Regions from separate parts of the Homo sapiens genome. Here all the other regions are linked to region 1. A link is a loop called in an ENCODE intact Hi-C map of the cell type or tissue named here. Cell type or tissue: Caco-2. All regions are shown on one strand.

What was found. Hi-C counts contacts between places; a loop is a spot of excess contacts. Peaks named below come from ENCODE experiments on the same cell type or tissue, not always from the same donor. Only the 100,000 strongest peaks of a DNase experiment are listed, where the experiment ranks them.
Region 2: a loop joins it to region 1, with 6 times the contacts of the local background. A loop is called at or near these places in 44 of 110 quality-filtered maps.
Region 3: it touches region 1 in a loop (8-fold over the local background); 4 of 110 quality-filtered maps call a loop at or near these places.

The regions. Positions count from the first base shown.
Region 1 is chr11:113,721,266-113,729,265 of GRCh38, reverse strand. No RefSeq gene overlaps it. Among named protein-coding and RNA genes, the nearest start is that of TMPRSS5, 19 kb to the right of the region's middle. In Caco-2, a CTCF peak has its summit at 3,653 (motif pointing right); DNase peaks (open chromatin) are centred at 3,055 and 6,148.
Region 2 is chr11:113,534,168-113,542,167 of GRCh38, reverse strand. No RefSeq gene overlaps it. Among named protein-coding and RNA genes, the nearest start is that of DRD2, 63 kb to the right of the region's middle. RefSeq lists an enhancer at 1,291-1,802. In Caco-2, a CTCF peak has its summit at 1,639; a DNase peak (open chromatin) is centred at 3,637.
Region 3 is chr11:113,661,322-113,669,321 of GRCh38, reverse strand. All of the region lies in intron 1 of LOC107984390 (a long non-coding RNA gene), which reads left to right. It overlaps LOC124902758 (a long non-coding RNA gene), which reads left to right and starts at 3,588. Exons shown (of 2, transcript XR_007062893.1): 1 at 3,588-4,233; 2 at 5,323-6,508. RefSeq lists silencers at 621-915, 3,881-4,175 and an enhancer at 3,881-4,175. In Caco-2, no CTCF peak of the experiment used is centred here; DNase peaks (open chromatin) are centred at 4,031, 4,501 and 5,501; H3K4me3 peaks cover 762 bases.

The sequences.
Region 1 (8,000 bases):
TTCCCCTGAACCCACAAACACAGCAGATTGTTGAAGCAAAGGCCAGGCAGTGTATTTGAAACTCAGGACTCATTCCATAGTCTGAATGTTGTTTCCTGTGCAGTTTTCTCTTGTGGCATCCTTCTTTCAGCTTTCGCTCTTGTCATTCCCGCTTGCCTCTGCTCCCAGGAGCTGTCTTCCTTCCTCCTCTTGCCCCCAACCGCACTTCTCCACTCAGGCTCATCCTAGTATCTCCACTCCACTCCCATTCCCTGAACATTCAGTATTAAATAACAGACACCCCCAAAGCAGCTGACAGCTGACTCATGCCTCCACTTCCCCTTTGTCTGCTCCTTTCCTCTGCCTCAGCCACTTGCTCTACCTAACCCAATCCCATAGCTTCTGGGTGTTCAAAATCTGCATGGGAGGCTTTCCTCTTACTGATTGTTTGATCAGAGAGTATATCCCTTGTACTCTTAGAACCACTTTATCTGGGGTTACTTTCACAGAGAATCCCAGAAGGCATGGTTACCCAGCTTCACCTACTGAGTCCTAGGACTTGATGGCTGCTGGAGTCTGGGACTGGCTTGGTTTAAGGCAGAGCTACCCCTTCCCTAAGATCTGTCTGAGTGGAATGGTCGGTAGTGGAGCAGCCACTGGCTGGCTTCTGTTTCCCATTCCCCATTCCCTGCTTTAGAAATGATGCTTTAAAAGAATATGAATCGTTTCTATTTGCATGAAGGGTTCCATTTATGCTTGATTACCGTGCAGGATGATAAAAATTATGTATAACATTAAGTGTGTCATTCACTATTATAAATTTCATTTAATTTCAATACTAAGCTCTGTTCCTAAACACAGTCTAGTTTGCCATATCTATATCTACATTATTGCTTAAAACTAAAAAAATTAGAACTTTTGCTTACCAACTATTTATATAGTAATCTGTTCTAAGATCGTTTGTAAAATTGGCTTCAGTTGCATTAGTCTGAAGTCACAGTAGATCTTTTGCCCCCTTTTTGAAAATTAGAGTATTTGCTCATCTCAAGGACTATGTAACATGGTTTTGTTATTGCATTTGCAGTTTCTTTTATTTGTAAGTCCCATAGGATATAATTTCTCTGGGTCTGGTATTGTGAACTCACTGAAAACCTAGGTTCTCTTTTCCTATTTTATTTATTTATTTATTTTGAGACGGAGTCTCGCTCTGTCCCCCAGGATAGAGTGCAGTGGCGTGATCTCAGGTCACTGCAACCTCTGCCTGCCGGGTTCAAGCAATTCTCCTCCTTCAGCCTCCTGAGTAGCTGGGATTACAGGCATGCACCACCATGCCCAGCTCAGTTTTGTATTTTTAGTAGCGATAGAGTTTCACCATGTTGGTCAGGCTGGTCTCTAACTCCTGACCTCGTGATCTGCTCGTCTCGGCCTCCCAAAGTGCTGGGATTACAGGCGTGAGCCACCGTGCCCAGCTTCTTTTCCTATCTTTTCATTTATGTTAGGCTTCATTTTCCTCTCAACTACATTCGTTCTAGCCTTTTCAAGTTGAAGGTCATTCTCGATAGAGAATATAAAAGGAAAATACTGCTTGAGCCCTTCAGCTTTCTGTCATTAAAACTTTTTTATTTAATTTAAAACTTTTTTTTTTTTTTGGCAGAGCTGGGTTCTTGCTTTGTTGCCCAGCTGGTCTTGAAGTCCTGGCTTCAAGCAATCTTCCCACCTCAGCCTCCCAAAGTGCTGGGATAACAGGCAGTGAGCCACTCTACCAGGCCTCTGGCATCTCCTTTTTTTTTTTTTTTTTTTAACATCAAGTCATCAACTTCAGGCATAATCTCTTTCTTGTTCCTCTTCTTTCACTGACCATACTCCCTTCTCCCACCCCAAATTCCTTGAAATAATGCTTTTCTGGCCTTTGATTTTCCTGTTATTAATTTTCCACGTTCAGGCTATTCTTATAGTTTTGCTTACGAAGGGACTGTTTGTTGTCTTGTTTATATTGTCATAGAATGTTATAGAATTTATTGCTGGTTTCCACCTGCAGCTGCAGTTCTGCTTTTTATTGTATCATCATATTTTATTTTATGGTCATATTTTCCATTTGAAAACCTCCCTTCTCACTCCCCTTTTCATCCATAGTACGATGTTTTTCTATGACCGTGAGATTATTCTTGGCATTTTTCTGTGCTCTTTGAAACATGGTTTTCTAAAGCCAGGGCCTATGCCTATGCCACAGCATGTCTTCCTCACCTATTGTGAAATTTGCAATATTTTGCTAACTGATATTTTGGATAAAAAATTCCCTCTCCTTTGATTTTCTGAAAGGTGGTTATTAGCAAGGCAATTAAAAATCACATTGGACATTCTGATTTTTAGCAGAGTGGGACCTCTAGCTAACTAGGGAGAACTGAAATCATCTATGTCAATTTTTTGTTAATTTAAGAAAAATATCAGCCACCTCTTCTAGCTGGCTGGGTGGTGCCGCAGTACATGCATATGGAAGTATTAGTTCTGATTCTTTTTTTTGTTTGTTTCTAATCACCCCAAGTGCCTGGTTGTTTAATGTTCACTTTATCAACTTGTGAGAAATTAACTTGGGATCCCTAAGAACTCAATAGATTCTTAGTTTTTATTTGGCTTTTTTTTTTTTTAACTGATTTCTGCCAGCAAAGCAGTAAGAAGGAAAGAATAGTTCATTTAGGAGGAGAAGCAGACCTATATGACAGTGTTTTTTTTTTTTTTTTAAATAAAGATAAAGTTATGGTCTCATTGAGAGAAAATGTTATTCTTCCAATGAAGCAAAGTTAGCAAACACCTTCTTTTTAAATTTGCGATGAAGTTTGCTTCAGAGTATAAGAAAAGGGCTCCTGAGAAGCCCTTATTCTTAGTTCTCTGTTTTTTAAAAATCTAATCTTGGGAGAGATTGTTAGGAGCTGTGGGCGGAATATGTGGGGATCAAAAAAGGAAGGGGAAGAAAGGCACAAAGGAGCTTGTTCTGATCCTTTGTAGGATTTTTGCTGTGGCTACCTGCTCTACAGGACTTAGATAAGCAGACAGGTGAAAGAGGCAGTGTTAGGGGGGTGAAGCGGGCTGTAGGGTCATGCTGACTGGGGTTTCATACCTAAGTTGACATTTACTTAGCTGTGTGACCTTTGGCCAGTTACATATTCTCTGTCAAGACTCAGAATCTTCATTTGTAAAGTGAGGATAATAATATGACTCAGAATATGAGCTGATTAAGTGAGGTAATCTATGTAAAACACGCAGCACAGGGTAGGGATCATAAAAGTCAACTCTGTTCAGCACTTAAAGCTCAGCGCACACAATGCAGAATTTAATAACATAGGCAGTTCTCCAACTAAATTGGAGCTCCTTGGAAGGCAGGAATAGCGTCTAATGCTTCTCTTGTTGTGGAGCTGGGAAGAGAAGCTTAATAAATATGGGCTGATTTGAGGTCACTCCATACAATGTGTGGCAATGCAGCCCGAATAAAGAGAAAAGAATGGGGGTCCCTTTGTGGTGTGAGCTGGGGCGTCCTTGAAAGTAACCCACGAGAGCTCCAACATGAGAAGGATTTGATTTTGGGTTCCAGGAGAGCTTCCCTTGGCTGTACGGATATTTATATTTGCATATCTATTTAAAAACCTGTGTTTTAAAGAATTCATACCACCAGGAGGCACAAATCACCTCCAGTTTTTGTTATTAGAACACTTCAGCAATAACTGAGGCCCTGACAGTGTCCCCAAAACACCATCAATTTCTGCAAGACCATTAAAGAACCAAGTAAAGACCCAGCCATCCCAGCCTCTTGGCATTCGGTGTATTTGATTTACATTCTAATTCTTTAAAAGTTAGGCTTCAGTTCCGATAGGGTAACTTCTAAGTGGAGTGGGCAGTTAACCAAAATAGCCAATTTCCCCACAATTCTGGACAAAATAGAGCTTTATTGTCATGGGAGGTATTTTCCATTTGGTTTTATTAGGATTATTACCATTTTTGAGTGCAAATAGGAGAGCTTAAGTAACAACCTTTTTTTTTTTTTTTAAACCAGGCAGTGCAAAAAGACAGAAGTGCAGTTTTTGTCTCAAAGTCTATATGGCTGTCTACAAGAGTGAGCATGAGAGTGAGGTAGTGAGAGGCAGGCCCTGAGGGCTGCTGAATGGACCATCCCCTCCTGGCCCAAGTTTGGCAGGAGAAATGGTGAAGAGGGACTTCTCAGCATAAAACTGAGGTCTCCAGTCAGAGAGACAGAGCAAGTGATAAATTAAGTGGAGCAGAAAGAACTGAGAATGGTAGCATTCATCATAACACGTACAGAATCCCCTAGAGGGCATGGCAGCCTCAGGCCAGTGTGCGTTTTGTAGTTATTTTACAAAAGTGTCTCATGTTCATTATTGTCAGTATTTGGTAGGTGGTCAGAATTTACAGTGGTGACTATAACTGGTTGTGAGGGGCCTTATGGGACCTGGATCTACATAAGCCAAAGACTGTAGGTTTTCACGTTTTATTCTAACACCCCTGTGAGGAAAATGTTATCATCCCTATTTTACAGAGGAGAAATCAAGGCACAGACAGGTTAGGTGTCTTGGCTGAGGACACTGTGGGTAATAGCAAGGTCAGGGTCTCAACCCAGGTTTGTTTGCTTCTAGAACTAATGCTCTTTTCATTGTTCTCATAAAAAGTCCTCTTTATCCAGGGCTCTTTCTGCCTCTTATACATCTCCAGATGTTGCTTTGCTAGGCTGCTGTAACACAATACCATAAAGCGGGTGGCATAAACGACAGAAATGTATTGTCTTACAGTTCTGGAGGCTACAAGTTCAAAACAAGGTCTCTGAAGGATGGGTTCCTTGTGAGGGCTCAAAGGGAAGGCTCTGCTCCAGGCCTCTCATTTTTGGCTGGTAGATGTTCATCTTCTCTGTGTGTCTGTTCACGTGGCCTTCCCCCTGTCTGTGTCTCTCTGTCCAGATTTCCCGTTGTTCTGAGAATACTGGTCACATTGGATTTGGGCCCATCCTCATGACCTTTTTTTTAAACTTGTTTACTTCTGTAAAGTCCCTACCTCCAAATAAGGTCACACTCTGAGATACTGGATTGAGAACGCTGACATATGAATTTTGAGGGGCACAATTCAACCCATAATACCAAATAAATCTCCTATAGGTCACACACTCTGGCAGCTGTGCTTTAGACACTGTGTTTACATTGAAGAGACTTTTCCGATGGCCCCTTATTGTTTTTGTCCATGTTGTTTAATCTGTGAACTAACAGCCTTGAATTTAGTCACCTTCAAAGTGGGCCTGCTCACTGGAATGAGCGTCAGGTCAATAAAGCATTCAATGGGCTCTAATTTAATTAGCCAAGTTACTGTGACAGCTGCCTTGTAACTGTGATTCACAGACGGGCAGAGAACAGAGACGGGACTGGCAGAGTTCATTGTTGATTCCAGGGATTGCTGATGCCACCCCAGGCCCTAGGAACTTTGCTCCTGTTCTGGCAGGAAAACAGAGGGACACTGAAGGGGCATTTAGGATTTTCTGTCTTGGATGTGTCTTTTGAGATTAAGTGGAAAATAGATTTAAAGTCAAGGCCCTGCAGCTTCATTCCCCTCTTTCCTCATCTTGCCATATATCAACTCAGCTCTCCCATAATTTAAAAGTGTCCTGAAAATTTCCTTCACTACAAACCATGGCCCGTACACTAGGTTTGTCAGCTGCTTCCATCCCAGCCAGCCAAGCTGGTAGAGTTCCTTCAATCTCTCCCTGCCTCCTTCTTCTAAAACCTAGTCCTTGACTCACTTCTCAGTCCCGGGAGCATTGACCTTATCAATCTACCACTGTTCTTCCTACAGGAGGGGAGACAGTTCTAGGTGTGCATTCAGAAGAACTAGATTTCATTTTTGGTCTGTCACTTACTGACCAGTGTCAGCTTGGACAAACCATTTAGCCTCCCTGCCCTCAGTGTGGTCGCTAATCAAATGGACATAGGCATCCCTGGCTTGCTTACCTGTCAGGATGGTCATGAAGACAGAGTAAACCTCAGTGGAGCTGCCCCTAGCACAAGCTGATGGAAAAATGAAGAAAACTGATTTTGCTTGTATTGTATTTACCATACGAGTGGGATCACTTTGATGTCTGTATGCTCTGCATGTATGTGTCTGAGTCAGACTGTGAATTCCAGGAGTGCAGAGCACTTTGTTCGAGGTCCAGCCTGCACTGTATGCAAACAGGTATAGAAGACTTGGAATGATTGATGAAAGCCAGTCTTGGAGAATAAAGAAAAGACCAGTGGGTGAAAAGGGGGTATCTAAGAAGATTGCACATGGAGTGACTTATTTTATGTAAGTCACAAAGGGTTTACATTTATGCCAGTCATTAAACATTGATTTAAAGTATTTGATAGCTATTATTTACCAAGAGCAGATGTTTAGGAAGTTATTTTTAATCAACTGCATGATTAATATTTTTTTGCTGCTCCTTTGTGTCTTAATTAAAGCAGATGAAAAATGTCTTGTGTATTTGATATTGACACCACTGACTGTGGGGATTTGTTGTCATAGTCCATAGTCAGCTGAGTATTTTATAAGCTTAAGTCTTTACATATAAACTTGAAAGGCTCCCAGAGTAACTGGTTTTTAAACAAAGTAAAAAACTGCTTTACAAAATGAGCAATTTTGGGGGGGGCATTTTAATTTATAGTATGTAAATTATAAACTTCATATTTTATCTCTGAGCTAGAAAAATAGTCTAGAAACAATGGATGGTTCTTTGTAGACTTAGAGATAATTTCCTAGAATACAACTTGGGTCATTTTTTTGTCTGTATATTGTAACAAGGGAAGCCTTGTGTTCCCTTTCTTCCTGGGAATGCACGCTCCCGCGTGGGAGGAGAAAGCTGCTTTCCCATTTCTCCCACTCTTTGTTGCTGCCATGGTGGCTGGTGCAGGGAGACTGCAGCGCAGGGACAGAATGGGGCTTTTTTTTTGTTTTTGTTTAATTTGAGAACTATGATGTGCCATTTACACACCTAGGAAAGGTGCTAGGGATAAATATACCTATACAAACAGAAGCCATGAATTCTGGTTTTGGGGAATGAGAGGAGAGGTTTTGGGATGGGTTGGTGTTTGAGCTGTGTCTTGAGGTACCAGTAATTTTCTAATTAGGGAAGCATGAGGGAAGGGCATTCTAGACTGAGAGCACAGCCTAAGCAAAGGCATGGAGGTGGGAGTGGGTGTTTGACTTGAGGAATATTCTAGAGCTTTTTTGCAGTTGGAACATAGAGTACAGGAAAGAAAGAGTGCAATGAAACATGAGGCCAAGAAGATAAGTTTGGGATTGGGTCATGAATGCATTGGATAATCAGCCTGAAGAATTTGAATTTGATCCTGCCAGCAATGGCGAAATCAGTGAAGACTTATGTAAGGAGTAGAGTGGCCTGCTCTGACCTGTTTAGGAAGGAAACCTGGTAGCCACATGGGGGATGGGTGGTGTTGGGGAGAGAAGGGAGGCAGGGAGATTGTTGGCAGTGGGGTGAGGGGTTGGGGATGGAACTTTCCTGAATGTGCAGGAAGAGAGAGGGGAGGAAATTGAAAACAGACCAGCATCTGCACATGTCAGTTGATTGATTCAACAAAACTTTATGGAACGCTTGCCATATTCTGGGCACTGTGTGCAGTTGAGGCTACAAAGATAAAGAGGACAGGATGTCTGCTCTTGAGAACTTACCACTGACTGAGCCAAACACAGTTAACCCTCACCATGTACCATGACATGGTGCATGCTTTTCCAGAGGGGGCTATACAGTGCGAGGGTTGCCTTGGGCACTGGGGAAGGGAGAGGGACATTTAACCTGGGTCTTAAAGGATGGTGGTGAGCTGATTATGTCTTTAGGTGGCTTATTAAAAATGGTTTCCATTCTTCTGGGGGCAAAGACTGATCTTTACTGTGGCACTAAAGGCCCTGCTTGTCCTGGCCCATTCATTGCCCCAGCCTCTGTTCCACCATCTTCTCTTTGCTGTCCTGCTCTGCTG
Region 2 (8,000 bases), 190 kb after region 1:
AGGTTGACAGTATGATCTCAATCATATTAAAATGTATAGATAAATGTCTGGAAAGGAATGTACTAAATCAAATGTTAACTCTGCTGCTTCTTAGGTGATAGGCAAATGGGTAACATTTTAACTGTTTTCCTTCTTTGTAGGTTTCTTTAATTTCCACATGCTCTACAGTATGTTCGAATCAGTATGCAAAGTGCCTAGAAAAGTGCCCTTGGTAGCCATAGAATGAATACTTGTTGATTGTTTAATTATTAAATTCATTGTACATGTATTACTTTCAAATCAGGAAATCTTCAGTTTAACTGTGGGGAGCAGAGCCATAGTAAGTTCACTCTATATGGCCTCCAGAAAGGGGAAGGAGGAGTTTCATGGCTAGGAACCTTGGGTACCAACTACTGAGTGGATCCCAGAAGAAAGATGCTGGGTGCCTCCATCTGAATCCTGCATCTTGATGCTGTAAGGGCCTCTACAACCGGGTAGGTCCCCTTGAGTTTGCATGAGTCTGCTTGAGGCTGCAGGAGTCCTGCATGGGGCTGTCCAATACTTTGAAAAGAGTCTGAGCCAAGCACTCTTCTTCCTTTGTTCCTGGTTAAATATCTGGCACAGAACGAGGGCATTTCTATTCTCCCAAAAGCATTATAATGCATTCCAGGCCAGTCCCTAAAAAGTATTTGGCTTGAATGGACAAACCCCCTGGTGGCCTGTAGCCTTGTCAACACCAGAGATTGGAGTGTGCTATTAACAAGCATAGAACCTCAATAATTCATCCTCCTGTTGGCTACTGCAAGCTTAGAGAAATACCAACTTCACTCTCCATGTGTTCTGGCCCAGGTAAAGAAAAACCAACAAAAGAGCAAGAAGCCAGGATAGGGGCTCTGCAGTGAAATGCTCTTTGATGTCTGGCTCTGAGGTTCTGAGGGAGAAAAGCCCCGGACACGTATCAATCAGTCTGACAATGTTGACAGGGCTTTGGGTTCTGTGTGTGTGGCTGTCTTCCCCACTGGGCTGTTCATTCAAGCCCCAAGCCAGTCCAGTGCCTGGCCCCTATCTGGCTGTACCCACATGTGTTTGTCAATCTCAGCTGAACTCTCCAGTTCAGTTCAGCTAGGCACTGAGGGTGCAGCCAGCAGATGTTTCTCTCGGGATCTCACTGTGCTCATGGAGCCTACCTGCCTCTTTACCCTCTTATTATATCTTGCTCCCATCCCCCATATGCCCCAGGTGCTGGCAAAGCCCACCTTCTGACAGTTCCTCCAGCACGCCCAGCTCAGTCCTGTCTCAGGGCCGTTGTGTCTGCTGTTCCCTCTGCCTGGAGTTCTCTTCCTTAGAGCTCTCCTAGAGTGGCACCTTCTCCTTGTGCAGCCCAAAGGTTCCCTCCCTACCACCTTAGAGAGGCCACTACGGCCACCCTAGGATGCAATTCTTCCTTTGAATTCACTCTATAGTCTTTGTTTAGTCCTGTGTCATTTGTGTCCCTTCCTCTGGAAGGTCAGCTCCATGACATCAGAGGCCTTTTCTATCTTGCTAATAGCTACTCCCCGGCACCTGGAGTGAGGCTTGATGCACCACAGGTGCTCAGGGTGTGTGGGCTGAACCTTCCCTAGCTGGGCTTTTCCCAGCCTCTAGGGGAGCTCTGATCTCTCTAGCTCTGCTCTCTCAGAGGGACAAATGTTTTCATATTAGCTTAGCCCATACGGGTTGACATGTTTGGAGAGAAAAATTAAGAGGCAAAGAAGGAAAACTCCACAGATTTCAAAAGCTGACTAGCTGATCTCATTTGTATCCTAAGATGACTTAAAGCCTCATGGGCATCTTGGCTGACACTGGTCTTGGTTGGCCCTGCTTGGGTGGGATGTGAGAACAGCTGCCCCTCCTCATCACCAGGTTCAGAGGGATATTCAGGCCCTGTCAGGCCCTGCTTCTCTGCTTCTCCTCTGGGTGAAGACCCAAGATGTGCATTCTGGCCTCATGGTGACGTGTGTATCTCTCTGCAGCCGTCCTAGATCTCTTGGGTTGACCCATGCTTTTGCTGTGGGCATAGTAGCCTTATAGAAGTAGGCCTTGGGCTTCCAGCTGTTCTCCTCTGAGCAGCAGACATTGTTTCTCCTGGAGATGTCTTTGACTCCGGATCCTCTTTTCTCCCTGCCTGCAGCATATTCACTAGCTGGGCTTGTGGATGATGTTTTCTTCTTGTCATTTGGATGAAATCTGACTTCTTCCCCTCCTACTATAAGCAGTGCCTGACCCAGCCACATCCACAGCCCTGAAATGAAAGATGTCCACTTTCCAGGCGGAATCTTGGGCATGCTACATAACTTTTTTGAATTTTTCTTTCCTTATCTGTAAGATGGAGATGATAACACCAGCCTCCTAAAGTTTTGTGGAGTCCAAAGAGATAGTCAATGTACAGGACCTGGCAAAAAGGGAGGGAAAGAGAGATGTAGTTATCATGATTAAAACTTGCAGCCCTGGCACCTGCTGAGCTCCTGACCTGGCTAGTAGAGGTTTCAGGACTTTCAAAAACAAGCCTGAGTTTCAGCCTATCCTCAGGGGGTGGGCACTACAAGTGCCAATCCAGGCAGGTAGTGTGGGGCAGGGCGAGGACATTAGGCTGAGTGTCAGGGCCTGGGTTTGGGGCTGACTTTGGGTGATCTTAACCAAGTGTCTCCCTTTTCAGCCTTGCTATGATGTATTTTCTGGTTCGTGCGGTCTGAAAACTATAGGGAGCTGGGGAGATGCTTCCAAAGAGAGAAAAAGGAGATGCCCAGGTTAGCTTAATGAGTGAGGGCTATAGGCAATGCATGCATTGACCCAACTGTGAGTTTAACTGTGAGCAGATGCAGGGTTTGCTGGATCCATGAAACCAACTCCAAGAAATCTCCAGGGCTGAATCCCTGTTGGCAGCCTTAGCGACGCTGCTTTTCAAAGCTACTGAGGTGAAAAGGGTTCTTTGCTTTGGTCATGATGGAAGCCCTGGGGCGGTGACAGCTATGAAATGTCCCATAGGCATGAGGGAGAGAGGCTGGTCTGGTCTGTCTGGGATGGCCCAGGCTGCTTCTGTGCCCCCTCTGCTGTCACAAGCAATGAGCCTGCTTCTCTTGCTTGTCCACACAGCTCTCTGGGTCCACAGAAAGAAGAGTGTGAGCGAGTCGGGGTAAGCCTTAGTGAAAGCCAGGGGCTGCTGGTGACAGGCTGGACCACCTTAGAGAGGCATCTAACCTCCAAGTCCCATTGTTTTCCTCTTTTGGGAACCAGAGATAAAGGTGGTGTGATCATCTTTGCCTGGCCAGAATGAGGGAAAATCATTGAGAAAGTGATTTTCTCACTTGGAGGAAAAGATGTGTGATGGTGGCATAACTCCTGGCCAAACACCACCCACATTCATTGCAGGGAGAGGTGGCCTGAGATATCTATTTACTTTCTAATTCAGGCTTTAATTTAGCAAGCAATTGTTGCCTTTTGTGAGCAAAGCACTCCTTGCTTGGGAGTCCAAAAATGAATAGAATCTGGTGCCTGCCTCCTGGGGCTCACATTGTAAGTCCCCACTCTCTTCCCTTTGTGTAAACAATACCAGCTCTACCTACCATCCATCACATGAAACAGTCTGAGCTCTTCCCAGCACTCTGGTTGAATTCCAATCTTCCAGAAATGTCATGAATTTTAAGCTCATTTAATCCTCATACAACACTGTCTGGAGTGGTGTTTTAAGTACCGTTTTGCAGGTGAGGGCACTGAGGCTCCGAGATGTCCATAATAGGGGCAGAGCATGTACACCCTGAGAGGACCTGTGGGCTTCCCAGAGGAGGTGACACTTGCCTGGATTTTCATGCATGGGTTGGAGGTCACTGGAAGGACAAGAGGGGCAGGGGCACATCAGGAAGAGGGAACATCTTACTCAAAAGCTCAGAGATCAGAAATAAATACTGTGCCATGGAAATAGCCAGCAGCTAATTTTCAAGTTTAGAAAAGCTAAGAAGGTCCCTGTATACCAGGCAAAAGAGTTGTGTCTTTAAGCTGGGGCAATGCTGAGTGTGCATGTGTTTGTATGCATGTATGTGTGTGCATGTGCGTATCTGTGTACCTGTGGTGGCATTTGCTCTGGGAAGAATCATCGTGGATTTTATCTTCCCTTTAATGGTAGGCAGATAATACGGAGGCAGGTGGGGCTGGAGGTAGACAGACCAGATGAGAGGTTATCGCAACTGTCTAGTAATATTAATCAATATTTACTGAGTACTTATCCCGTGCCAGGTACAGTGCTAAATACTTTGCAAGGATTATCTCATAAATCTTGTATCAACCTCTGAGGCAGCTGTCACTATTATGCCCACATTACATACAAAGAAACTGAAATTTCAACAGGTTTAATAACTTGCCCAGGATTGCACAGCATAAGCTATGAGCATAAACTGAGATTTGAACACAGCTTTCTCTGACCAGATTCCAAATCCCTGACCATGATTACCTAGTATGACAAGGGCTTACATTTACGCAGGGATGGTGGGATTGAAAGTAGAGGAAATACCTGATAAATATTTAGGAGGTAAAACCAGTGAATTTGGTGAGCAAATTGGTCCCAGGAACGAATGAGAGGAAGATGCTTTCAGCCTGGGTGACTATGGAGCCTGGAGAAACATAGATGTTATAGAAAAGACATTGCTTTTGTGATCTCAGGTTTACCTGATGCAGGTATAACAGGATCTGGACTCTGCTCTTCAACACATGAACGGCCCCTCCTTATTCAATTTATAACTGATCAGCAATTCATCTATGGGGAGGTGAGAGCCCTGCCTAGGACTCCAGGGTCCTCACCCCAAGTATTGATCCAGTTAAATTGATCTAGTGATTGTTCTCCTTGGATGTGGTCATTCTGCCAGTTATAAAGCCCCTGACTGTATGATCATCTGAGTCACATTTCTCTGCCTGGGATCATGAGCCCATAGGTACTGTTTTTCATCTATTCATCCGACAACTCTATCGGAAAAGAAAACGAGAAATGTCAGGTATAAGGGGCTCTTCATGGACCCATGGTGGCCCCTGTGGATCACAGAATCTCTCCTTGAGGGCATGCAAACCACCTACTTAATGAGAATTGTACCTGGGATGGGCCCCCAGCAAATGTATCTCTTTTGGAAAATGAAGGCGTTTGCTTTTTTCTAGTCCCTTTTCAACATTTGAACCAATTTTAATTGAGTGTTTGCTGTGTTCCTGTCATGTACTTGTCCTTTCTACATCCATGATGATTCTTCAAGGGTTTCCAACAGCAGGTCCATATCCTGTGTGATATCCACAAACTGTTGAATAGAATTCTTCCAGGTCAAGAGCCTTGACCTCATTTTAACAATCGGTGTGTTACCTGGATTCTTAAATTCTCCTTACCGATGTTTATTTTAAATGTACTAATTTGAGAATCACTGTCCTTGACAGACAGGTAGAAACAAAATAGGGGCTGAAGAGGGCTGCTTTTTGTTAACTTTAAATCATTAATATTAAGGGGACAGAGCTGGGCGCAGTGGCTCATGCCTGTAATCCCAGCATTTTGGGAGGCTGAGGCGGGTGGATCACCTGAGGTTGGGAGTTCAAGACCAGCCTGACCAACATGAAGAAACCCTGTCTCTACTAAAAATACAAAAATTAGCTGGGCTTGGTGGCACATGCCTGTAACCCCGGCTACTTGGGAGGCTGAGGCAGAAGAATCGCTTGAACCTGGGAGGCGGAGGTTGCAGTGAGCCGAGGTCACGCCATTGCATTCCAGCCTGGGCAACAAGGGTGAAACTCCGTCTCTCTCTCTCTCTCTCTCTCTCTCTCTCTCTCTATATATATATATATATATATATATGGACAGGAAGGAACTGACAACATGTATGTATATATTTATTTATTTATTATACTTTAAGTTCTGGGATACACGTGCAGAACATGCAGGTTTGTTACATAGGTATACATGTGCCATGATGGTTTGTTGCACCCATCAACCCATCATCTAGGTTTTAAGCCCTGCATGCATTCGGTATTTGTCCTAACGCTCTCCCTCCCTTGCCCCCGACACCCCGGCAGGCCCCAGTGTGTGATGTTCCCCTCCCTGTGTCCACGTATTCTCATTATTCAACTCCCACTTATAAGTGAGAACATGCGGTGTTTGGTTTTCTGTTCCTGTGTTAGTTCACTGAGAATGATTGTTTCCAGCTTCATCCATGTCCCTGCAAAGGACATGAACTCATTCTGTTTTATGGCTGCATAGTATTCCATGGTGTATATGTTCTTTATCCAATCTATTATTGATGGGCATTTGGGTTGGTTCCAAGTCTTTGCTATTGTGAATAGTGCTGCAATAAACATACGTGTGCATGTGTCTTTAAAGCAGAATGATTTATAATCCTTTGGGTATACACCCAGTAATGGGATTGCTGGGTCAAATGGTATTTCTGGTTCTAGATCCTTGAGGAATCGCCACACTGTCTTCCATAATGGTTGAACTAATTTACACTCCCACCAATAGTGTAAAAGCGTTCCTATTTCTCCACATCCTCTCCAGCATCTGTTGTTTCCTGACTTTTTAATGATCGTCACTCTAACTGGTGTGAGATGGTGTCTCATTGTGGTTTTGTTTTGCATTTCTCTAATGACCAGTGATGATGACCTTTTTTTCGTATGTTTACAACTTATATTTTTTGAATGTCTTCTTCTGTGCTAGATTTTTGTTTGTTTGTTTTCTTTTGATTTGAGACAGAGTCTCACTCTGTTGCCCAGAGGCTGGAGTGCAATGGCATCATCTTGGCTCACTGCAACCTCCACCTCCCAGGTTCAAGCAATTCTCCTGCCTCAGCCTCCCAAGTAGCTGGGATTACAGGCATGCACCACCACACCTAGCTAATTTTTGTATTTTTAGTAGAGACGGGGTTTCACTATGTTGGCCAGGCTGGTCTCGAACTCCTGATCTCAGGTGATCCACCCTCTTCAGCCTCCCAAAATGCTGGGATTACAGGCATGAGCCACCATGCCCAGCCTGTTGTTTGTTTTTCTAATGCATCATTCCATGTAATCCTCATAAGAAACCTGCAGTGTAATAATTATTATTTCCATTTTATGGACAAGGAAACTGAGTGAGGTTCAGAGAGGTTAAGAAAATCACCCCAGGTCATACAGCTAGTCCTTGGAGAGGTGGATCTAGCCCTTCTTTGTTCTCATTTCTCTTATTCTACCCAAGAAGACCTTTTGTGGTGTTGGCTTCGGCTCATTCTGGGCTTCAGCCTTCCTGACATTATACTTAAAGGTCTGTGTCACTCGTGTGTATTCATCCTGTGCAATCACACTTCTTCTATATCAGAGTCATTTGCAATTGTCTTGTCAGAATTTCTTTCTTGAAAGTCATCCCTTCAGAGCTGTCTGCCATGAGAGTGTCAGGTCATGGGATCAGCCGATCTTTTCTCTGAAGATTTTGCAATCTGACTTGTAAAAACTAAGGTACAAGTAAGACCATGCCCAGCTCTTTTCTTCGTGAATAGCATGAACTTTGAGGTGACCTGGCTACTATTTCTCAGGATTTCTCTCTTTGTTCCTTCTCTAAGCAGTTGCCGCTTGTTAAAGCAGAATTAGATTCCAAATAGATACCTTCTTCTACCCACAACCTCTGCTTTCTGAGAGATTAAATTGCTGAGGCAAACCAAGAATGTATTTCAATACATTAATTGCTTTGCTTTTGTCTAAATGATAGTTTCTAGAATGATAAGTAGTTGTAAGTAAAGTTGATTAGGTAAGTTACACTGGGAGAGGACCCTATTTCTATAGGGTCTTTTTTTAAAAATAGAAATTTTGATTTTATGACAACTTGCAGGGACTTACTGGGATCCCTTCCTGAGCATGCTTATGTCATTATAAATGCAATTAAGTAGAGCTATATTGGAGTGTATGTACAGTTTTATGTAAAACAACATTACATGATTTTGTATGAGGTAGAAGAGATAGAGGAGTGGTTAACAGCGTGGAGTTTTGGAGACAAACAG
Region 3 (8,000 bases), 60 kb after region 1:
TTCTGTGGGTATTAACCCAATTTAGGGAACCAAACCCTGGGCATATTTCTGGCAATGCAGGACATAAAGCTGTGTACTTTGTTCCTTCTTCACAGAAACCACTTAAGCAACCTATTTTTAGTCTTATTGACTGTTTTCCTTTCTCTTAGTTCTCAGCCTTTTCTTCTATTCTGGATTGAAGTTTTCATCTTTTCATAAATTCCAGGCTGTTTTATGACTTGGCTGTGCCTGGAATGCCCTTTCCCTTTCTCTGTCTGGCTATTTTATTTGTCTCTTTTGGTTAGAAGGCATAGGCACTCACTCAAATTACAGTCATCCCTTGGTAGACATGGGTGGATTGGTTCCAGGACGCCCCATGGATACCAAAATTTGTGCATACTCAAGTCCCACAGTCAACTCTGTGAGACCCGTGTATATGAGAAGTCAGCCTGAAATATACACAGGTTTTGTATTTCATGAATACTGTATTTTTGATCCCTGTTTGGTTGAAAAATATCTGTGTATAAGTGGTCTTGTGAAGTTCAAACTGTGTTGTTCAAGGAGGTCAACTGTACTTCATTTCATTTTAAAGATCCCCAAAGAAGCTGAACAGATCTCAGGAAGAGCAGGAACAAGTACATGGTTCTGATTTCAAGGTGGCAGAATGGGCAAGAGGAGCAGAAGAAATTTGTGTGTCTTTCTTTCATCACTAGAAGTCCAATGTGCTATTCATTGCACCACAAAGCCATCTGTTTGTGTGTCTTTCTTCTATTGTTTGACCATTAAGTGAATCAGCAGCTCTGTGTATCTGCTCCTTACTTGGCTCTCTACCAATACCTTATACTTCCCCAGTACTCTATTTTTGTTGACTTTATAGCTTCTGCTTACTCTTCCTCATCTTATTTATCATTTCTGTTTCCTTATAACTTTGGCTGCCAAGGCTTAAGTTTTATCTCACTGACATTCTTTCAGATAGAGCCACCATTAGGGGTTTAGGGCCCTGTTTACATAAACAATTTAAAGCACTCTGGAATGATCAGGTGAGAACCTCTTAAAATCTTTGCCTTCATAAAAGCAACAGGAACTCTGGAAAAAAATAGTCAAAATTAATTTTTCAAAATTCTGGAAATTAACCAAAAACTTGCAATAATTTGAAAATGTTTTATTTAAGAAATGACTAAATGTTAGTAAGAATAGCACATTTTTGTAGCATTTAAACTTATCCTATCCTTCTTACGAGCTACTCAGTAATCTTGGAAACCAGCTAGCCTCAGAACTGTGCTATGAAAACCAGGAGCCTAGTGGCCACTGAAGAAAACAGAATGAGTCTGGAGCTCTTCAGAAAGCCTCATACCCAGAAAAGGGTCACTATTTGACCTGCCTGGCAGATCCCTGGAGAAGATCCATTCTCAATGCTTGTCTTTATTATAGCCAACTCAGAGCTTAGACTTGCAGGAAATCAAGTTACCAACATAGCTTATGTGAGTCCCAGAAGAAGAATGAGAGAAAAGGACAGAAAGAATATTTGAAGGAGTAATGACTAAAGTCTTTCCAAATTCAATAAAAACATTAATTTACACACACCAGAATGTCAACAAACTGATAGCAGGATAAACCTAAAGAGATCCATACCTAGACACATTATAGTCAAAATATCAAAAGCCAAAGCCAAAGAGAATCTTGAAAGCAGCAGGAGAGAAGTAACTCATCACCTACAAAGGATCCTCAATAAGATTACTATCTGACTCTCATGGAAGCTAGAAGGTATTAGGATAATGTATTCAGAATCCTGAAAGAAAAAGATTAGGAACCAAAAAAACTAAATCCAGCAAAGCTATCCTTAAAGAAATGAAAGTAAAGTTTAGACAGTTCCAGATAAACAAAAACTGAGAGAATATCTTGTTAAAAGACCCTCTGCAAGAAACACTGAAGGGAGTCCTTCAGGACAAAAGGAAAGGGCACTAGACAGCAACTTGCATCCACATGAAGAAATAAAGAGCACTGATAAAGGGAACTACATAGATGAATATAAAAGACAGTATAAATATTTTATATCTGTAACTCTTTTTCTCTCCATCGATTTAAAAGACAACTGCATAAGGTAATAATTGTAGAACTGTATTGACATGGTTATAATGTATAAAAATGTAATTTATGTTACAATAAAAGTAAAAGGGAGGGAAAAGGGAACAGAACTATATTGGAGTAAAGATTTTGTATACTATTTTGAAATTATTTGTATACTATTTTGAAATTATTTGTATTTTGAAATTAAGTTGATTTTAATTCAAACTAGATTGTTTTAAGTTGTACATTTTAATCCCCAAGGCAATCACTAGAAAAATAACTCAAAAAATAATGTAAAAGAAACAAAGGAATTAAAATGGTATACTAGAAAATATCTATTTAGCACAAAAGTAAGCAGTAATAAAGGAATGGAGCATCAGAAAACACATGAAATATAGAAAACAAATAGCAAAATGGCAGAAGTATATCCTACCTTACTAGTAATTATATTAAATGTAAATGGCCTAAACATTCCAATCGAAAGGCAGAGATTGGACACAAAACCATAATCCATCTACATGCTGTTTATAATACAGATATTTTAGATTCAAAGACATAAAGAGGTTGAAGGTAAAAATATGGAAAAAGGTATGCGATGCAAGGAGAAACCAAAAAAGAGCTGGAGTGGCTACATTAATATCAACAAAATAGACTTTAAGACAGAAATTATTACTAGACAAAGAAGGATACTTTAGGCCAGGCACAGTGGCTCATGCCTGTAATCTCAGCACTTTCAGAGGCCAAGGCAGGAGGATCACTTGAGCCCAGAGGTTCAAGACCAGCCTGGGCAACATAGTGAAAACTTATCTCTATTTTAAAAAATCATTAGAAAAGAGAAGAACATTTTATAATAACAAGGTGCAATTTATCAGGAAGATATAACAATCAAGCTTATACACATCTAACAAAAGAGCTCTATGTGGATTGAAGGAACAAAAGGCAACTCAATAATGGTTGAAGCCTTCAATACCTACTTTCATTAATGACTGAAGATCAATAAGGAAATAGTGGCAGCACTATCAGCCAACTAGACCCAACAGACATCTATAGAACACTCCACCCAACAACACAGACTACACTTTCTTCACAAGTGCATATGGAACATTCTCCAGTATAGACCATAGTCCATAAAACAAATTATTATAAAAAAGATAGACAATGACAAGTTTTAGTGAGGGTGTGAAGAAATTGGAACTCACATATATTGCTGGTGGGAATGTAAAATGGTGCCAGCCACTTTGGAAAACAGTTTGGCAGTTCTTCAAAAGGCTAAACATAGAGTCACCACACAGCCCAGAAATCCCACTTGTAGGTGCATACTTAAGAGAAGTAAGGACATCTGATCATATAAGTGTCTTTACCTGAATATTTATTTCAGCATTATTTATAGTAGGCAAAAAGCAGAAACAACCCAAATATCCAACAACTAATGAATGAATAAATAAAATGTGATATATGTATAAGCATACAATGGAATATTATTTGGCAATAAAATTGAATAAAGTACTGATATATGCCATAACATGGATGAATCTTGAAAATATTATGCTAAGTGAAAGAAGCCAGAAACAAAAGACTACCTATTGTATGATTTCATTTATATAAAATGTTAGGAATAGGCAAATCCATTGAGGCAGAAAGTAGAGTCATAGTTGCCAGGGTCTGGGAATGGGAAGTGACTGCTCATGAGTATGAGGTGTTGGAAGTAAAGCTCGGAGTCACAAAGAAAATGAGTACTCAAACAAAAGATTTTTCAGTAAGGCTAATTTACTTCTGTAGAAGGGTGTTTTCTGCAGGACTGGTTGTCATGAAAGTACACTGAACAAAGGAGGGAAAGAGTTTTTATTTTTAATGCAGTTTGTCCCTACTACTGTGTCCTTTCTCCGTTGGCTGAAGTTGGACCACACAATCTAAACTGAACCCGATTGACTAACTTGAAAGACAGCTTTGGCGGGAAGAGCCGTTACAGCTGGAGGGGTAAATTACAGAGTGAGTAGCAGACGTGGGCTCTGTAGATAAAGACTGGCGGGAGAGTTATTTACTGGAACCAGGAGCAGGGAGGCACAAAGGATAAGGAAGTTGGACCTTGAAAGTAGAGAACAAAGAAACTAAACAAACTAAACCTTTGAAGAGGAACTTCTCTTGGATCTGACAAAGGTTTCTTTGAGGATGTTTTGCAGCGAGCAGGTAAATGCAAACCTACCCCAGACGAATCCAGTTTCTCAGAGAGAAACATTTAATATGGACTTACAAACAGAAGTGATATCTTAGGCAACTGCCAGACAGTAGATCCCCACACCCACCCTCCAGAAAATATTCTTTATATAGTAAGCTTTTTTGATAAAACACTTGCATCTGTCATGCCTCAGACTTTCTTGCAAATACTCATGACCACTGGGGAGGTTAGATAAACATCTTTATGAGGGGTTCTCTGCGCTACATGAACACTTTGGTACGCAGGAGTCAAACATCGGTCATCACGGCAGTTTTGCTTCAAGGCGGCATCACTCTTACCATGCAACAGGCTGTTTTCCTACAAGGGTGGTGAAAATGCTCGATAATTAGATAGTTATCATGGCTGTGCATCTCGGTGAATATGCTAAAAACCACTGAATTGTACACTTTAAAAGGATGGATTTTATGGCATATGAATTATAGCTCAATAAAGCTGTTATAAAAATGCATGATAAAATCCATAGGTCCATGTGAAGCACAGTAATTTACCAGTAAAGATTTAGAATAATGGGTAGAGAAGGGGTACTTATGTATTTGTTTATCATCTAATCTGATAAACAAATTTATCTTTCTTCATAGTGTCTAGGCGTCGGCTGTTCCTAGGAGCTATCACCTCATGGTCTTTATTGTTAAATTTATGGTTTCTGGCTAATTTTATACCTCCTACTGAGAAAAAAGCGGGAATGTTTTTATTATGCATAATATCATCGCTCTTAGAAATGTGTTTTTTATTGAAATGGTATAATCTTCTTGCTACTGCAGTTCCCTAATACCATGCATTTCAGACTGGTTACATCATTACTCATGACCCTGTATCATGTGTCACACCACCTGTGAGTACTGACTTTTAATGACTCTCTCAAAGGTTGTTACTATGCTTCTTTGTTGAGGATGACTACTAACACAAGTCTTAACCAGAGTATACAAAAAAATGTGACCAATCCTTTGTACTATGGTCACATTAAATTCATCCTTTGGAATTTTGTAGCATAAACTTTGAACAACACATTTTACAATAATGTATTCTTTTGACTTCTTTAGGGACTTAAGAATATGATTTTTTCCACTGTTGACTGCTCTCTGGTCTTTCGCACACTGCCACCTGCAGAGAAGATAGATGAGGGAAACACAGGTGGAGGGATAAGGGCAGTCTCTTGTCTGGGATGGCTTAAGACTAATCTAGAAGAACATGATGTCACCACTTCAACTGAAATCAAGAGAAGACATCAATCAGAAGGGCCTGTTGGCACTGTGGAGCAATGATGTCTAAAGACCTTGGAGGGGATGATTCAGCTACCCCAGGCAACTGCCTGACATGTGGCACAGAGCATGGATGCCGGGGTGGGAGTACATGTGCACCCTCATTGCTTTTGGGTACTGTCAACTGAAGGTGGCACCATGATTGGAACACAGATGGATGAGAGCTGATGCATGGGCCCCCACACATAGTTTAAGCCCAAGGATGGGTGGTGGATTTCTGATAGCCTAGAGTTATGAACTCATCTTGTGTCTGACGTGACTGTCACCAAAAGAAGTGTGACAACACCACTTTGGCAGCCCAATCTTTTGCAACCCCATGAAAGAAATACTGCAGAAGCCAGTAGAAGCAATCCACTTGCCAGGTTGCCCTCCTGGAACCAGGGTCCACCCATGAGAGCCAACGACAACCACATCAGCCTTTGTGCTCCTTGGGGCATCTGGTCAATCTCCTGCATGGGATAGAAGCTCCGGGAATACCCCAAAGGGGAGAAGCAGAGAAGAGGGCCTATGCCCTTCCTTGTCCAGGCTTGGAGTGCCTCGCTTGGATGATACTGCTAGCCCCAACTGGTCCCAGACATCAGAGAGGAAGTGTGGTCCTCCTGAGGTTTGGGGCCCAGGACAGGGGCTCTGCTTGCTCTGATCTAAAAGCAGTACTGTTTCTAGGTTTACTACTCACTACTAACTACCTTATTGATTTTGTGCTTCTTGATTTAAAAATTCCAGAGAAAATGGTTGTCTTAGCTAATCAGTTTTGCTCTGAGCCAACGGTATTCAAAGCATGGCCTGTGGACCCCTAGTGGGTCTCCAAGACCCTCTCAGGGGTCTATACAGTTAAAACTATTTTTTTCATGATAATATTAAGATGTCATTTGCCTTTTTCACTATGTTGACACTTGCAATGATGGTACAAAAGCTATGGTGAATAAAACTGCTGGCACCTTGGCACAAATCAAAGCAAGGCCACCAACCATTCTAATAGTTGTATTTTTTTTTTTTATCATCGGGCACTTTTTTTTCTTTTACTTATTATTATTATTATACTTTAAGTTTTAGGGTACATGTGCATAATGTGCAGGTTAGTTACATATGTATACATGTGCCATGCTGGTGTGCTGCACCCATTAACTTGTCATTTAGCATTAGGTATATCACCTAATGCTATCCCTCCCCTCTCCCCCCACCCCACAACAGTCCCCAGAGTGTGATGTTCCCCTTCCTGTGTCCATGTGTTCTCATTGTTCAGTTCCCATCTATGTGTGAGAACATGCGGTGTTTGGTTTTTTGTCCTTGTGATAGTTTACTGAGAATGATGATTTCCAGTTTCATCCATGTCCCTACAAAGGACATGAACTCATCATTTTTTATGGCTGCATAGTATTCCATGGTGTATATGTGCCACATTTTCTTAATCCAGTCTATCATTGTTGGACATTTGGGTTGGTTCCAAGTCTTTGCTATTGTGAATAGTGCTGCAATAAACATAAGAGTGCATGTGTCTTTATAGCAGCATGATTTATAGTCCTTTGGGTATATACCCAGTAATGGGATGGCTGGGTCAAATGGTATTTCTAGTTCTAGATCCCTGAGGAATCGCCACACTGACTTCCACAATGGTTGAACTAGATTACAGTCCCACCAACAGTGTAAAAGTGTTCCTATTTCTCCACATCCTCTCCAGCACCTGTTGTTTCCTAACTTTTTAATGATTGCCATTCTAACTGGTGTGAGATGGTATCTCACTGTGGTTTTGATTTGCATTTCTCTGATGGCCAGTGATGGTGAGCATTTTTTCATGTGTTTTTTGGCTGCATAAATGTCTTCTTTTGAGAAGTGTCTGTTCATGTCCTTTGCCCACTTTTTGATGGGGTTGTTTGTTTTTTTCTTGTAAATTTGTTGGAGTTCATTGTAGATTCTGGATATTAGCCCTTTGTCAGATGAGTAGTTTGCGAAAATGTTCTCCCATTTTGTAGGTTGCCTGTTCACTCTGATGGTAGTTTCTTTTGCTGTGCAGAAGCTCTTTAGTTTAATTAGATCCCATTTGTCAACTTTGGCTTTTTTTGCCATTGCTTTTGGTGTTTTAGACATGAAGTCCTTGCCCATGCGTATGTCCTGAATGGTAATGCCTAGGTTTTCTTCTAGGGTTTTTATGGTTTTAGGTCTAACGTTTAAGTCTTTAATCCATCTTGAATTGATTTTTGTATAAGGTGTAAGGAAGGGATCCAGTTTCAGCTTTCTACATATGGCTAGCCAGTTTTCCCAGCACCATTTATTAAATACGGAATCCTTTCCCCATTGCTTGTTTTTCTCAGGTTTGTCAAAGATCAGATAGTTGTAGATATGCGGCGTTATTTCTGAGGGCTCTGTTCTGTTTCATTGATCTATATCTCTGTTTTGGTACCAGTACCATGCTGTTTTGGTTACTGTAGCCTTGTAGTATAGTTTGAAGTCAGGTAGCATGA